Regions from separate parts of the Homo sapiens genome. Here regions 2 and 3 are each linked to region 1. A link is an interaction called in ENCODE POLR2A ChIA-PET data of the cell type or tissue named here. Cell type or tissue: GM12878. All regions are shown on one strand.

Region 1 (5,000 bases):
CAGCTAATTTTTAAATTTTTTTAGAGACGGGGCTTTGCCACATTGCCCAGGCTGGTCTCGAACTCTTGGGCTCAAAGAATTCACCTGCCTCAGTCTCTGAAAGGGTTAGGGTTACAATTGTGAGCCACTGCGTCTGGCCGGCAATATCTTCTATAAATATCAAGGCCTTCAATGGAAGAAGAGATGGTACTCTTTCCCAAGGATATTAAATGTTTCTAAGGACTGGAGTGAAGTTGAAGTAATACACTTAAAGTTAATCCTTTTTTAGAGTCTATATAAATTATTATGCCTGGTGCCTGGAAGTTGCATTTTCAGTTCTTATCTTTGATCTCATGTTTTACGATTAGATCGTATCAGGTACTTTTCCTATCCCCTTAAAATGAATGTAGTTTTTCCCTCTTGTCCCAAAATGTATTCTCTAAATGAAAATTTGAGAATAGAAAATCTTAGATTTTCAGCCTGTAAATAGCTTTTGTGTTCTTTTTTAGGAACTAGTAACCTATTTTCAAGAAACATGCTGTGTTAAAGGACAGAAGTGTGTGTCCTTTAAATCATGCTAGCTGATTAAAAGTTTGTTACTCTATTCCTCCCACCTTTTGGCTTTTCCCTCCTCATCCCATTGACATTCTTAAGATGGAAGGAAAAAGGCCTATTTTTTAGCTTGATTAAAACTTAATAGCTGAAGTAACCAAAACATTCATAAAATGAGGAGATTGAAACTGCTTACAGATATAATTTTTCTCTGGAGCATCCTAAATATTTATTCCTTGGTAATTTTTTTTTAAAGTATGTATATTAGTACTACTAGCCATTAGTAAATTTTAGTTATAGCTTTCCTCCCTTTCACTTAAATTTCCTGGAACATAAATTGGAAAATTTTTAAAATTTAGAATCTGTCTTGAATTTTTTGAGGTGACAGCTAGGTAGACATTAAAAGTAGATAGAATTTTTAAATCTTGAAAATAGAAATTATATTAAAAATGTTCTTTGTCACCTGTATCTGGAAGTTTGAAAGGTCGTGTAATTTCAACCATATTACATGGTAATTGGTGGAAAATAGTTGGATACTAGCTTCACCTATGTAATGTAAAACTTTGGTATTGGCTGGGTGTGGTAACCCATGCCTGTAATCTCAACACTTTGGGCGGCCAAGACTGGAGGATTGCTTGAACCTAGGGGTTTGAGACCAGCCTGGGCAACAAAGAAAGACCTTGTTTCTACAAAAAATTCAAAAGTTATCTGCTACTTTTAGGGCTGAGGTGGGAGGATTGTTTGAGCCCAGGAGGCTGAGGCTGCAGTGTGCTATAATCATGCCACTGTATTCCAGCCTGGGTGACAGAGTGAGACGCTGTCTCAAAAAAAAAAAAAAAAAGTTTGGTATTTAACACTTAAATTTGTTTTCTGCTGCCAGTAATGGAGATAATCTATTATCACTTTTTTTAGGGGTTTTTTTTTTTTTTTTTTTTTTTTTTGGAGATGGGGTCTTGCTCTGTTGCCCAGGATGGAGTGCAATGGCATGATTTTGGCATGATCACCTGCCTCCCGGATTCAGGTGATTCTCCTGCCTCAGCTTCCCAAGTAGCTGAGATTACAGTCACGTGCCACCACACCTGGCTAATTTTTGTATTTTTTGTAGAGATGGGGTTTTACCACATTGGCCAGGGTGGTCTCGAAGTCCTGACCTCAGGTGATCCACCCGCCTCAGCCTCCCAATCCAATCACCCTGGGATTACAGGGGTGAGCCACCGCACCCGTCCTTTAGTTACCTCTTAAAGTAAGTTGGGAAGGCCAGGCTCAGTGGCTCACATCTGTAATCCCAGCACTTTGGGAGGCTGAGGCAGGTGGATCACAAGGTCAGGAGATTGAGACCATACTGGATAACACGATGAAACCTCATCTCTACTAAAAATACAAAAAATTAGCAGGGCATGGTGGCATGTGCCTGTAGTCCCAGCTACTTGGGAGGCTGAAGCAGGAGAATTGCTTGAATCAGGGAGGTGGAGGTTGCAGTGAGATCATGCCATCGCACCCCAACCTGGGCGACAGAGCGAGACTCCGTCTTGCGGGAAAAAAAAGAAAAAAGTTGGGAAAGAGTTGATTTGTCCTGTTTTTCAAGGGAATAACTGTAGATTTCACTTTACTGAAATTAGTTAGAGACATTGTTATATTGACTGACAAGAGATTTCGTGGTACAATTTCCCACTGATCCATTAGGATTACAAAAAATTATCAGCTGTATGGGTGGCAAACACTTTTCTTCAGATTTTTCTTCAGTAAGATAAACCTCAATTCCAAGCATCACAGATTTTCTTGAAGCAGAAACTGTGCCTTACAAAAGTTTAGCACAGAAGCAGATGTTTTATGTAGTAGTGGAAGGGTTTAGAAATTGTTGTGTGGTCAGTTGTTTGGACTTCAGAATGCATTTCTCTATAAACATAAACAGGTTTTTTTTTGGCAAGTTCGTAAATGCTAGTTTGAATTTGTAATGTAGAGAAATACAGAAAGATCGTTCCTTTATTGCCCACCTTACAGATATGTGGACTTCCTTCCTTCCTTCCTTCCTTCCTTCCTTCCTTCCTTCCTTCCTTCCTTCCTCCCTCCCTCCCTCCCTCCCTCCCTTCCTTCCTTCCTTCCTTCCTTCTTTTTTTAAACTCCTCAGCTTGCTATTGACTGGTACCTCCTCTTCCCCCACAACAAAACAAAACTGAAAACCAGCCGACCTCCTCTGTGTGGAGATGGAGCTCTGCCTCTGCCCTCCTTTCAGAGGCCTCTGCCTCATCCTTTTCCATTTCCTATCCCACCTCTACCTCTTAACACGTCTCAGCCTGCTGTCTATTCTTTTTAGTTTTTGTTTTTAACTTTCTATTTGAAAATAATTTCAGACTTACAGAGAAGTTGAAAGAGTAGTTCAGGGAACTGCAGTATACCCTTCCCCCAGATCATGGAGGTAGTTAAAAAACCTCACGTTTTTACTGTTAAAATCATAGTATCGGTTTGAATCATGTTGGTTACCCATTGACTAGTTGTACGATCAGGTGACTTAATCTTTCAGAGTCCCACTGTCTTCACATGTAAGATGAGAATACTGATTCATTTGTTCCAGAGTCAAACCCAGGAATCCATACTCCTTTGAAGCACTTCTCAGGAGATTCTGATGGATGGCCAGCATTAGCAAATGAAGGCTTGTCCCCAACTCCAGTAACTAGTGTAAAAGTAGATCTGATCTTGTCCTTTGCAGCATGTGGAACTTCTTCTTTTTTCTTTTCTTTTTTTTTTTTTGAGACAGGGTCTCGCTTTGTCACCCACCTAGAGTACAGTGGCATGTTCAGGGCTCACTACAGCCTCGGCCTCTCTGTCTCAACCTCCTGAGTAGCTGGGACTACAGGCACGGGCCACCATGCCCTGCTAATTTTAAAATTTTTTGTAAAGACAGGGTCTCCTCCTTATGTTGCTTACGTTGAGGATGTGGAACTTCTGATGCAGTTCCAGGGTCTTTCATGTTTTTGAAACTTGAGTATGTTTACTTCAAAAATAGTTTTTGTGTTCTTCTATATTACTTAATTTCCTCCCTTCCCCAATACACAAATTAGGTATAATTTGTGTGCTTATATCCCTAATGCAGCTATAAAAGGCAGTTTATAAATTAATTTCAAACCAAACTACAAAACCAATAAAGTTCTGACTACCAACATTAATTTAATAGACTGGGCGATGATGTTGTGAAATAAGTAGCCGCTTGTGATGTAACTGTTACTGCTTCCTTATGGCCCATGTTCTTGGATGCTGGGATGGTGCCTGGTTTGTGTAGACGGCTGGATTCCTTGTAATGACTCGGTTTTCCTGTTGCTTTTCTTTCAGTTATTGCCACTCAGAAACCATCAGTGTAAATACAGCTTGCCATGAAGTGACTTTGCCTTTGTTTGGCATAAATGTGCCCTTGGCACATTGAGGCCATCTTGTTTATTTACCAGCTTGTGATAATTATGGTAGTACTACTTAGTTATATGTAAACTTAGAGCCAAAATCTTGTGCCTCTGAACTCTATTAATGAAGTTGTAAAACATGTAATTCCAAAAATGGATGTTAAAAATATTAAGGTATACATTGAAATGAAAAATAAAAGTGAGCCTCTCCTCTCCACCTCCCACTTCCAGTCATCTCTCGCTTCTGCCTGAGAGGCACTGTCAGCCAGCATCATTCTCACATCATGCCTCTGTACGTGTCTGTCCTCTTAGCTAGATTAAGAGAAGGGGCTGTGTTTCATTCACCTTTTTGTCCCCAGTGTCTGGAACAGCTCCTGGTTCAGAGAAATTGCCCCCTATCCATTGTATTGATAGTTTGTTTTAATTACAAGACAGAAAAGTCAGATTGATTTTTTTTTTAATCAGATGAAGAAATATTTCTTTTAAACCAATAAATTAAATGCATGGGACTGTTAACACAAAGGATAGCACTTAATACTGTCAAGAGAAAGATTGGCCAATACTAGCCAGAAAAATCTGCTGTGTGTAAGTTTTTTGGTTTTGTTTTTGTTTTTTAAAACGGAAGTGACTGTTGGGTGTCTCTCCACCTTGCTTTCTACCTCCCTTGTAAAGGAGAGGGGCACGAAACCAAACAAGTATTCCTGGCTATAGTTTTAGTAATTTTAGTGGGTAGACATCGGTATATAGCTCAAGTTTAGTTTTTTTTTTTTCTTTTTTTTTCCCCTGAACTATTGGAATTCTTATGGGCTTCTATAACTTATAAAACATATACATGCATATAAATTTTCCAGTGAACATAGCGTGAGGCTGTTTTATTATGTTTTCTTTTCCTTTTTTTTTTTTTGAGATGGAGTCTAACTCTTGTCACCAGGCTGGAGTGCAGTGGCGCAGTCTCAGCTCACTGCAGCGTTCACCTCCCAGGTTCAAGTGATTCTCCTGCCTCAGCCTCCCGAGTAGCTGGGACTACAGGCGCCCGCCACCACGCCTGGCTGATTTTTTTGTATTTTTAGTAGAGAC
Region 2 (5,000 bases), 160 kb before region 1:
CTGGAGTGTAGTGGCGCAATCTCAGCTCACTGCAACCTCTGCCTCCTGGGTTCAAGCGATTCTCCTGCCTCAGCCTCCGGAGTATCTGGGACCTCAGGTGTGCGCCATCACGTCTGGCTAATTTTTTTGTATTTTTAGTAGAGATGGGGTTTTGTCATGTTGGCCAGGCTGGACTCGAACTCCTGACCTCAAGTGATCCACCCGCCTCGGCCTCCCAAAATTCTGAGATTAGGTGTGAGCCACCACGCCCGGCCCAGTTTCTAATAGTTCTAATCTCCAAAATGATAGCTGTTAGAGGAGTTCCATGTTTTTTCTCTAAAAAACATTTATGCTATATGCATTTTCTTTTTCATTACATTTTCCCCCCCCAGCAGGTGGGTTGTTGCATCTCCTTAGTGGATTCTGACTGCTGTAGTTATTTTCTGTCTTTTTTTAATTAATAGAAATAAGATTTTATTCTACATACTGTACTGAGACCCACTTTTTAATCTTAACCACAAATCATGAACATTTCCCCAAATAGGTGCACACATAGTTTATTTTTTAATAATTACAGGTATTCCATAAGAAAACATGTTAGTGTTATAATTTGGCCTGTTTTCAACTGATAGATGTTTAGACTGCCTCCGGTTATTTGCTATTATGAACGATGCTGCAGTTAACATCCTTGTCAATATCTTTTCATAAACCTGTGAATATTTTTACAGGATGAATTCCTAAAAATAGAGTTACTGATTCAAAAGTTAGGCATATTTTAGATTTTAGTAGAAATTGCCAAGTTACCCTCTAAAAAAGATTGTACCAATTTTGGGCAGTACATTAGCCATAGGTTTTTAAAATACAGCATTTTGTTGAGTGCTTACAGTTTGCCACAGTGTTGTTCTACGTCACTGTACCCTTCCCTTGTTCTTCATGGATTGTTAAGTATAGTTATTTCGCAGATGAGGAAACTGAGGACAGAGCTAGTACGTAGTAGGGCTATAAGTAGACTGAGGCAGTCTGCTTCTCGAGACTGTGCTCTCAATCAGTAGGTGACATTTTCTCTAAATCTAGTTTTGGACAAAACATTCAGTGATGCTACAATATTGAAAATGTAGTTTTGCATTATTGAGAAGGTAAGGCCCTAATTATCCATAATCCATGGGGAATGACCCCTTACAGTCATCCTTTTAAAAAAAAATTTTTTTTTAAATAAGTACCCATTCTGTGTCAGGTACTGTACCTCATGATAATACCTTAACTATTTCAATAATATTCTGAAATGAGAATGTTTACTCCGTTACAGGTGAAAACACTGTGTTCAGTGGTATTGACTCTTTGTGTTACAGAACTTTTGGTGATAGTTGTTTCAAGCTTTGTTTTAGAAAATTTCCAATATATTAGTGTACTTAAAAATTAATGGTGTTGGCCGGGCGCGGTGGCTCACGCCTGTTATCTCAGCACTTTGGGAGGCTGAAGCGGGTGGATTACCTGAGGTCGGGAGTTCAAGACCAATCTGGCCAACATGGTGAAACCCCATCTCAACTAAAAACACAAAGAATTAGCCAGGTGCAGTGGTGTGCGCCCGGAATCCCAGCTACTCGGGAGGCTGAGGCAGGAGAATTGCTTGGACCTGGGAGATGGAGGTTGTGGTGAGCTGAGATTGTGCCACTGCACTCCAGCCTGGGCAACAGAGCGAGACTTCATCTCAAAAAATAAAAAATAAAAAAAAATCGTGTGGCCTGGGTGTGGTGACTCATGTCTGTAATCCCAGCATTTCGGGAGGCTGAGGCAGGAGTATCGCTTGAGTCCAGGAGTTCGAGACCAGCCTGGGCAGAGACCCCATCTCTACAAAAATAAAATAATAAAGTTAGCTGGGCATGATAGCATGAGCCTGTAGTCCCAGGTACTTGGGAGGCTGACATGGGAGGATCGCTTGAGCCTTGGAGGTTGAAGCTGGAGTGAGCCATGACTGTGCCACTGCACCTCACCCTGGGTGAGCGATTGAGACCCTGTCTCCAAACAAACCAAAATGATGTGTTTTACATCCTTTATAGTGGTTTGGAGTTTTACAACTTTAAAAATGGTTCGGAATTCAGTGTCTTAAGGTTGTCATTCTGAATTAGGCATCTGCCTATCACTTTGTACTTGGACAGTCATTTATTGGGTCAGTGATTTTTTGATGGAATACTGTGGATTGGGATTGGAAGTGCAGTATTTTAAATCTTCTATATATGATTGTTTTTGTTTTTTGTTTTTTCCTTGAAATTGCTTTTTTCCTAATAATAAAATACAGCAGCAGTTTACCCCTCAAAACAAAGTCTTTTACTCCTTTTACTCAAATCATTGGGTAAAAAACATTTACTCAAATCAATGATTTACTATGTGAGGTAGTAAACATTTTAGGCTGCGTGGGCCAGATGGTCACAACTACTCACCTCTACCCTTATAGCCCCAAAGCATGGATACATGCTTTTACAGCAAATGAGTATGTCTGTGTTCCTATAAAATTTATTTGTAAAAACAGGTTGCAGTCCAGATGTGGCCTGTGGGCCACCGTTTGCCGACCTCTGGCCTCTAGAAGTTGTCTGATGAACATTTTTCCCCTAAGGATGATGAACTCCTTCTCTAAGTACACGGTTTCTCTTGGAACTTGGGGTGTGAAATGGATTTCCTTTGTCCTCCTAGTCCACACCCACATTTTTGAGACTTTAGAGCTCTTGTATTATGAGAATAGAACCAAAGGCTCTTCAGGGACAAGCGTCGGTGTTGTTACATGTATTCATAAGTGAGTGAATTCACATCTTTTGTGTTGTAAACAGGACTCTTGGACACCTAACTGGCCTGTAAATTTCTTCATTTTCTTTAACAGAAAAGTTTACTGTGCTGTTCTTTATGGTAGGCACTACCCTCATATGACTATTTAAATTAACTTAAATAAAATTTAAAGTTAAGTTCTTCAGTCACACTAGCTGCATTTCAAGTGTTCAGTGGCTACATGTGACCAGTGGGTGCTGTGTTGGCCAGCACAGATACAGTATATTTCCATCATTCCCAACAGTTCTGTTGGACAATACTCGTCTAGAATTCTGACTTAAGGATTAGAGAAAAAGGACATAGAAATGATATTAAAGTATAATGAATGAATGATACTTTCATTATCTTCTGAAATGGATATTGTGGTTTATACAACTTTCCTGGAAAGAATGTTTTTCCATGGTTAGATTTAGAGTGCAGAGTATTCCTGTGTAAGTACATACATCAAATTTCCTCTTAGTTATTTCTATCTTTAAGGTATAGCTGAAAATCAAGACTCCAGAAACACGTTCTTTTTACATTATTTGGAAGAAAGTCATTATGCTACTAAGTAATTTTAAAGAAAAAGACATCATTCAGCTAATGGATGCCTCATGAAGTCATGGCCTTTTTACTCCAAATGGCCTGTGACTATTTCAAGTGGTCCTTCTGTATCTGTCCACCACGTAGCTCGTCTTTTCTCCATCACTTTTATTTATTCATTTTTATTTTATTTTATTATTATATTATATTTGGAGACAAAGTTTCGCTCTGTCACCCAGGCTGGAGTACAGTGGTGTGATCTCTGCTCCCTGCAACCTCCGCCTCCTAGGTTCAAGTGATTCTCCTGCCTCAGCCTCCCAAGTAGCTGGGACTACAGGCGTGCACCACCATGCCTGGCTAATTTTGTTTTTATTTTTAGTAGAGATGAGGTTTCACCATGTTGGCCAGGCTGGTGTTGAACTCCTGACCTTCAAGTGATCCGCCTGCCTTGGCCTCCCAAAGTGCTGGGATTACAGGCTATTTTTAATTTTTTTTAATAAAGAAAGCTTTTTATTTAGAAATCCCATCCTTTTTGATAAGCAGCATTTTTTTTCTTTCTCTTTTTTTTTTTTTGAGACAAGGCCTCACTCTGCAGCCCAGGTTGGAGTGCAGTGGTGCAATCTTGGTTTACTGCAGCCTCCACCTACTGGTTCAAGTGATCCTCCTGCCTTGGCCTCCCAAGTAGCTGGGATTAATACAGATGTGCACCACATCACCCAGCTAATTTTGACTTGCTTTTTGTAGAGATGAGATTTCACCATGTTGCCCAGGCTGGTCTCAAATTCTGGCTCAAGCAATTGTCCTGCCCCAGACTCCTAAAGTATTGGGATTACAGGCATGAGCCACTGTGCCTGGCCTCCATTGCTTTTATTTCAATTATGTATCAAACCTTGGATTCCTGGTCTACTTTCTCATACCACCCATCCTTCCGTTCCATTTCCTGAATTGATGACCTCATTTCCAGAGAAAATAGAAGCCATCAAATTAGAACTTCTCGGTTTTCAACCAGTAATGCTACATGCCAGTGATACCCAACTACTTACAGTTTCTGGTGTAGAAAATGAATAGTCAATTTATTGTTAAAAAGTTTAAAGTCCAATTTTCCTTGAGCCTTGAGTTCAGTTTATAAATCATATTAGTCTATTCATTAATTCAGTACATTTTATATAAAGGTAAAAGAAAAATAATGCAGTTTTTGATACATGTTGATTAATTCAAGTTGAATTCTGTTTAAATATCCAGTTCTACTTATAAACATAACTAACATTAAATTGCATTTTAAAATTAGATAAATGCCCAAGAAAGCTTCCAACAAAACCTTAAAACAAAACCTTCTTAAAACCTTCTCTAAGTCCTTATATAACTTTTGTAAATATAATTAAATTTCACAATATTGTGAATTTTCCTGCTCCCAAACATGTCTTTCTGTGTTTTCCTGTTTTGATAAATGCTACTCAATTTTCTAAGTAAGTAACCCTGGGCTGTGTTGATTCCTTCTCTTCTCCCCACTATATAGAATCAAGTATTGTTTCTTTTTCCTGTATCTCTTATCTCTTCCTAATCCATTACGCTAGTTCAGGCCACTGTCTCTCTCTCTCTCTTTTTTTTCTTTTCTTTTTTTTTTTTTTTTTGCAATGGAGTCTTGCTGTGTTGCCTAGGCTGGAGGGCAGTGGTGTAATCTT
Region 3 (5,000 bases), 72 kb after region 1:
TTTTGTTTTAAAACAGAATAGTTCCTTGTAAGTAGAGTAGAAGACCTTTATTAACTGAATCATTTGAAAGTATGTTGTCACCCTGAAGCTCTTTCATACTCCAGTATTTTGTGTAGTTCCTATGAACATGAGCATTTTCTTACATAACCACAATACAGCCCTCAAAATCAGGAAATTAACAATGAAAATATTATTACCATGGTATTCTCAGGCCCTATTCAAATTTTGCCGGTGTTCCTAATAAAAACCTACAACAGAAGGATCTTGTTTGGCATTATGGATTTAGTTGTCATATTTGTTTAGTCTCCCTAAATCTGGAACAGTTTTTCAGTTGCTTCTTGGCTTCATGACCTTGGAAGAGAATAGGCCAATTATTTTGTATCCTGTCCCTCAGTTTGCGTTATTGTTATTATTTTTTTAAATAGCAATGGAGTATTATTATGTTGCCCAGGCTAGAGTGAGGTGGCTATTCGTAGGTACGGTTTAAGTGCACTGCAGCCTAGATTAAGTGATCCTCCCTCCCCCCTCAGTGATCCTCCCGGGCTCAAGTGATCCTCCTGCCTCAGCCTCCCTAGTAGCTGGGACTACTGGTGTATGCCACTGTGCCCAGCTGTCCCTCAGTTTGCATTTATGGTGTTTCCTTATTATTAGAGTTAGATCGTGTATCACAGAAATTTTGTGTTCTTTTCTTCTGTATCCTGTCAGTATACAATTCTTATTTGTCCAGTTGCTGGTAATGTTCACTTTGACCAGTTGCTGGACGTGATGTCTGCCAGGTTTTGCCATTGTACGGTGTCTCTTTTTCCCTTTTTAATTAATAACCATTTTGTGGGAGGTTGCTTTGTGACTGTGTAGATCTCATCTTCATCAAACTTTCGATTTATTCATTTATTTAGCGGAATAATGGCCTCCTATTTTATTTAATTGTTTATAACCTGCTGCTGTTGTTATTCATTTTGAGGTCAGATTGTCCCAGTGTTTGGAGAATGATATTTTAAAGCCTAGATTTGGTGCTAAGTGTGCTCATTACTTTGTGTTGCTGCTCTCTGACCTTCTGAGAAACAGAGCTAGGGAGTGCGTGTGTTTGTATCTATCGCATATATAATGCACACACTTGCACCTATAGTTTTGTATTTATGTGTGTATATTCATAAGTTCATGTGAAATTCTCCAAGTTCAATCCAGTACTACAGAATTTCTGCTAGTTTATTCCCTTTTCCTTATGTGTAACATTCTTCTTTAACATTAAGAAACCTTATTTCATTATTTTTAATGTCTTTATTTCTTAATTTTCTGTCACTTTGCTCTGTGACCTTGGGACCATTTTTTTCCTCAACATAAATCTTTATACTTAAGTGGAAAAGTTAACAATCTAAAACACCTGTATTTCAACTAATTTGAATTTGAGACATTCTAAAATTTACTTGCATTTGAGTAACAGTTCCCTTTTCCACTCACCACAGCTCGTGGTCTTTGTGTAGCTTTTGAAGATGAGCAGCTAGAGCTGGATACAAATTTTTTCCTGTTTGCTTTTATCTGCCATCACATTTGAATTCTCAGAAACATTTACCTGAGATGGAAAATATTGGAGATGGTTGAGAGTACATGTATTTTTGGAAAACAAAGCCTACTGAAGTTAAGATAACTTTAATAAAACAGGACAAAAGCCTGTTTTTCATTTGATCATTTGATTTGATCATTTCAAAAACCCTTTGATCATTTCAAAAACCCTTTGTCAGATAACATCTAGGAATGTTACCTGGAGTAATGGAATAACACATAACAAAACTTTTAACTGCGGAGCTGAGCTCCAAAGAATTAAGAGAAACTGAAAACTAAAGCAGTAAGCTGATCTTTCAGTAGCTCATGGTGAGGCTGGATTGAGTTTGTTAACATTTTCCAACCTAGAGGGGAGTAACAGGGAAACCCACCTGTTTAGGGTTGGGATTCTGGGCCCTTCAGAATATGAGAACTCTAGGATAAGAAGGCAATATAAAAAGTGGTCTCATGCCAGTAAACCCTTCAAGATACCTGGCAGAAGCATATGTAAAATGTTTTTTAATGGGAGACACCCTCATCCAAGATCCTGTAGGATCCCCACAGATAAAATATCCTTGAATGCCAAGCTCACCGTCAGAAATATCGGAAGAAACCATGTACCATTAACTGTGGTCAGATGAGACAAACAGCAAGACACACCCGAGAACTTCAAATACTGGAAGCTTCAGAAAGAGACTGTGTAAAAGGCTTAAATAAAATATCACTTTCATTTCTCTCTCATGTAAGCAGAGTTTGAAAGGAAGCACTCCTAGACTAGGACCTCACAGTCATCAGGGGTCCACCCTTTACTACCTTGTCTGCCACTGTTCTCTTGTTTCAAGGTTGGCAATGTAGTGATGGCCATTACATCCAGATTTCCGCCTGGAAGAAAGAGGAAATAGGTAAAAACTGCATACCTTCTCCCTTTAAAGGCAGTTTTTATAATTTGCATTGGATAATTTTTTTAATCTCATTAGACCGAAAAGAAAAATAAATCAGGCTGGGTTTGGTGGTTCATGCCTGTAATCCCAGCACATTGGGAGGCTGAGGCGGTGGATCACTTGAGGTCAGGAGTTTGAGACCAGCTTGATCAATATGGTGAAACCCTGTCTCTACTAAAAATACAAAAAAAAAGGGCCAGGGGCAGTGGCTTATGCCTGTAATCCCACCACTTTGGGAGGCCAAGGCAGGTGGATCACCCGAGGTCAGGAGTTCAAGACCAGTCTGGCCAACATGGGAAACCCCGTCTCTACTAATAATACAAAAATTTAGCTAGGTGGGGTGGCGTGCACCTGTAACCCCAGCTACTCGGGAGGCTGAGGCAGGAGAATTGCTTGAACCCAGGAGGCAGAGGTTGCAGTGAGCCGAGATTGTGCCATTGTACTCCAGCCTGGGCAACAAGAGCAAAATTCTGTCTCAAAAAAAAATTAAAAATAATAATATTAGCTAGGCATGGTGGTGCACACCTGTAATCCCAGCTACTTGGGAGGCTGAGGCAGGAGAATCTATTGAACCCAGGAGGTGGAGGTTGCAGTGATCCAAGATTGTGCCATTGCACTCCAGCCTGGGTAACAAGTGAAACTCTGTCTCCCCCCTCCCCGGACCCCCCCCAAATAAAAGAGAAAAAGAAAAATGAATCAGACTCATGCTTTACAGGTGAATTCTACCAGTGTTCCAGAGAACAGAGAAAGTTGTTATGGGTCCCCTGAGTCATTTTATGAAGCTAATAAAACCTTTATTATAAAACCAGGTTAAAAAAATAAAATTTATAGGTTCAATCTTATGAACATGAATGTAAAATGTTTAAATGAAATGTTAACAAACGGAGTCTAGCAAGGTAAATATGCATGTCCAAATTTATAGAATATAAGAATGCCTTAATAATTTATCTGTTAGCATATGTTGCCTCTTCGACATATAGAAGAAGAAAACATAGACAATCATCTTTTTCTTAATTTTTAATTTTTGTGGATACATAGCGTATGTATGTGGTACATGAGATGTTTTGATACAGGCATACAATGCATTATAGACACATCATGGTAAAATGGGTTGTCCACCCCCTCAAGCATTTATCCTTTGTGTTAAAAACAATCCAATTATACTATTTTAGTTATTTTAAAATGTACAATTGGATTATTATTGACTATGGTCACCCTGTTTCACAGTCAAATACTAGACCTTATTCATTCATTCTTTTTTTGTACCCATGCAATCATCTTAATGTAGAAAAAGCACTTGATAAAATTCAACGCTCTGTAATAATTGGGGAGGGGACTCTTAGAAAAGGAAAATTAATTGTAGAATGAATTTCCTTAATCTAACAGAATACTTACCATAAACTTACAGCAAGCACCATAGTTAAAGGCAGAGTGTGGAAACTTTTTCCTCTGAAACCAGAAACAATAGCAGGATTTCAATATCCATTAAGACTTGAAGAAGAAAATATGTGAGGGTTGGAAATGAAAAAATGAACATTTATTAATAAAGTATAATTTTCACCATAGGAAATCTGAGAAAACTTGTGAAAAAATTAGTTTTATTGTTGGTGTTGGTTTTGTTTTGTGTTGTGTTTTTTTTTTTTGTTGAGGTGGAGTCTCGCTCTGTTGCCCAGGCTGGAGTGCAGTGGTGCAGTCTGGCCTCACTACAGCTTCTGCCTCCCAGGCTCAAGTGATCCTCCCACTTCAGACTACTGAGTAGCTGGGACTACAGGTGCATGCCATCACGCCTGACTTATTTTTGTATTTTTAGTAGAAGCTGGGTTTCACCCCATTGGCCAGGCTGGTCTCAAACTCCTGACCTCAAGTCACCCACCACTTCGGCCTCTCATTATATTTGTGAGCCCCCGGGCCCATCCAAATTGTTAAAGCTAATAGGTAAATCAGCAAGCTTCCTGGATGGATGGATGGATGGATGGATGGACAGATAGATAGAAAGATGGACAGATAGATAGAAAGTTAGATAGATAGATAGATAGATAGATAGATAGATAGATAGATAGATAGATAGATAGATAGATAGAAAACTCAGTTCAGTTCAGGCCGGGCGCGGTGGCTCACGCCTGTAATCCCAGCACTTTGGGAGGCCGAGGCGGGTGGATCATGAGGTCAGGAGATCGGGACCATCCTGGCTAACAAGGTGAAACCCCGTCTCTACTAAAAATACAAAAAATTAGCCGGGCGCGGTGGCGGGCGCCTGTAGTCCCAGCTACTCGGGAGGCTGAGGCAGGAGAATGGCGTGAACCCGGGAAGCGGAGCTTGCAGTGAGCCGAGATTGCGCCACTGCAGTCCGCAGTCCGGCCTGGGCGACAGAGCGAGACTCCGTCTCAAAAAAAAAAAAAAAAAAAAAAAGAAAACGAAAACTCAGTTCCATGTCTAGATATGCGGGGCAATTAGTAAATGAAATTTAAATAAACTGCTTCTGAATACTTCTCCTCTCTTGATGTGAAGTTAGTACTAATT

What was found. ChIA-PET counts read pairs that join two places held together with the same protein. Peaks named below come from ENCODE experiments on the same cell type or tissue, not always from the same donor. Only the 100,000 strongest peaks of a DNase experiment are listed, where the experiment ranks them.
Region 2: POLR2A ChIA-PET joins it to region 1 with 6 read pairs; 2 of 35 experiments call an interaction of 5 or more read pairs at or near these places.
Region 3: POLR2A ChIA-PET joins it to region 1 with 7 read pairs; 4 of 35 experiments call an interaction of 5 or more read pairs at or near these places.

What each region holds. Positions count from the first base shown.
Region 1 is chr1:8,602,218-8,607,217 of GRCh38, reverse strand. The region is part of intron 4 of RERE (arginine-glutamic acid dipeptide repeats); the gene reads left to right. Among named protein-coding and RNA genes, the nearest start is that of SNORD128, 110 kb to the right of the region's middle. RefSeq lists enhancers at 2,689-2,828, 3,139-3,238. In GM12878, no CTCF peak of the experiment used is centred here; a DNase peak (open chromatin) is centred at 2,997; H3K4me3 peaks cover 490 bases; H3K27ac peaks cover 255 bases.
Region 2 is chr1:8,766,496-8,771,495 of GRCh38, reverse strand. The region is part of intron 1 of RERE (arginine-glutamic acid dipeptide repeats); the gene reads left to right. Among named protein-coding and RNA genes, the nearest start is that of RERE, 49 kb to the left of the region's middle. In GM12878, no CTCF peak of the experiment used is centred here; no DNase peak of the experiment used is centred here.
Region 3 is chr1:8,530,569-8,535,568 of GRCh38, reverse strand. The region is part of intron 7 of RERE (arginine-glutamic acid dipeptide repeats); the gene reads left to right. Among named protein-coding and RNA genes, the nearest start is that of SNORD128, 38 kb to the right of the region's middle. In GM12878, no CTCF peak of the experiment used is centred here; a DNase peak (open chromatin) is centred at 2,280; H3K4me3 peaks cover 1,199 bases; H3K27ac peaks cover 1,859 bases.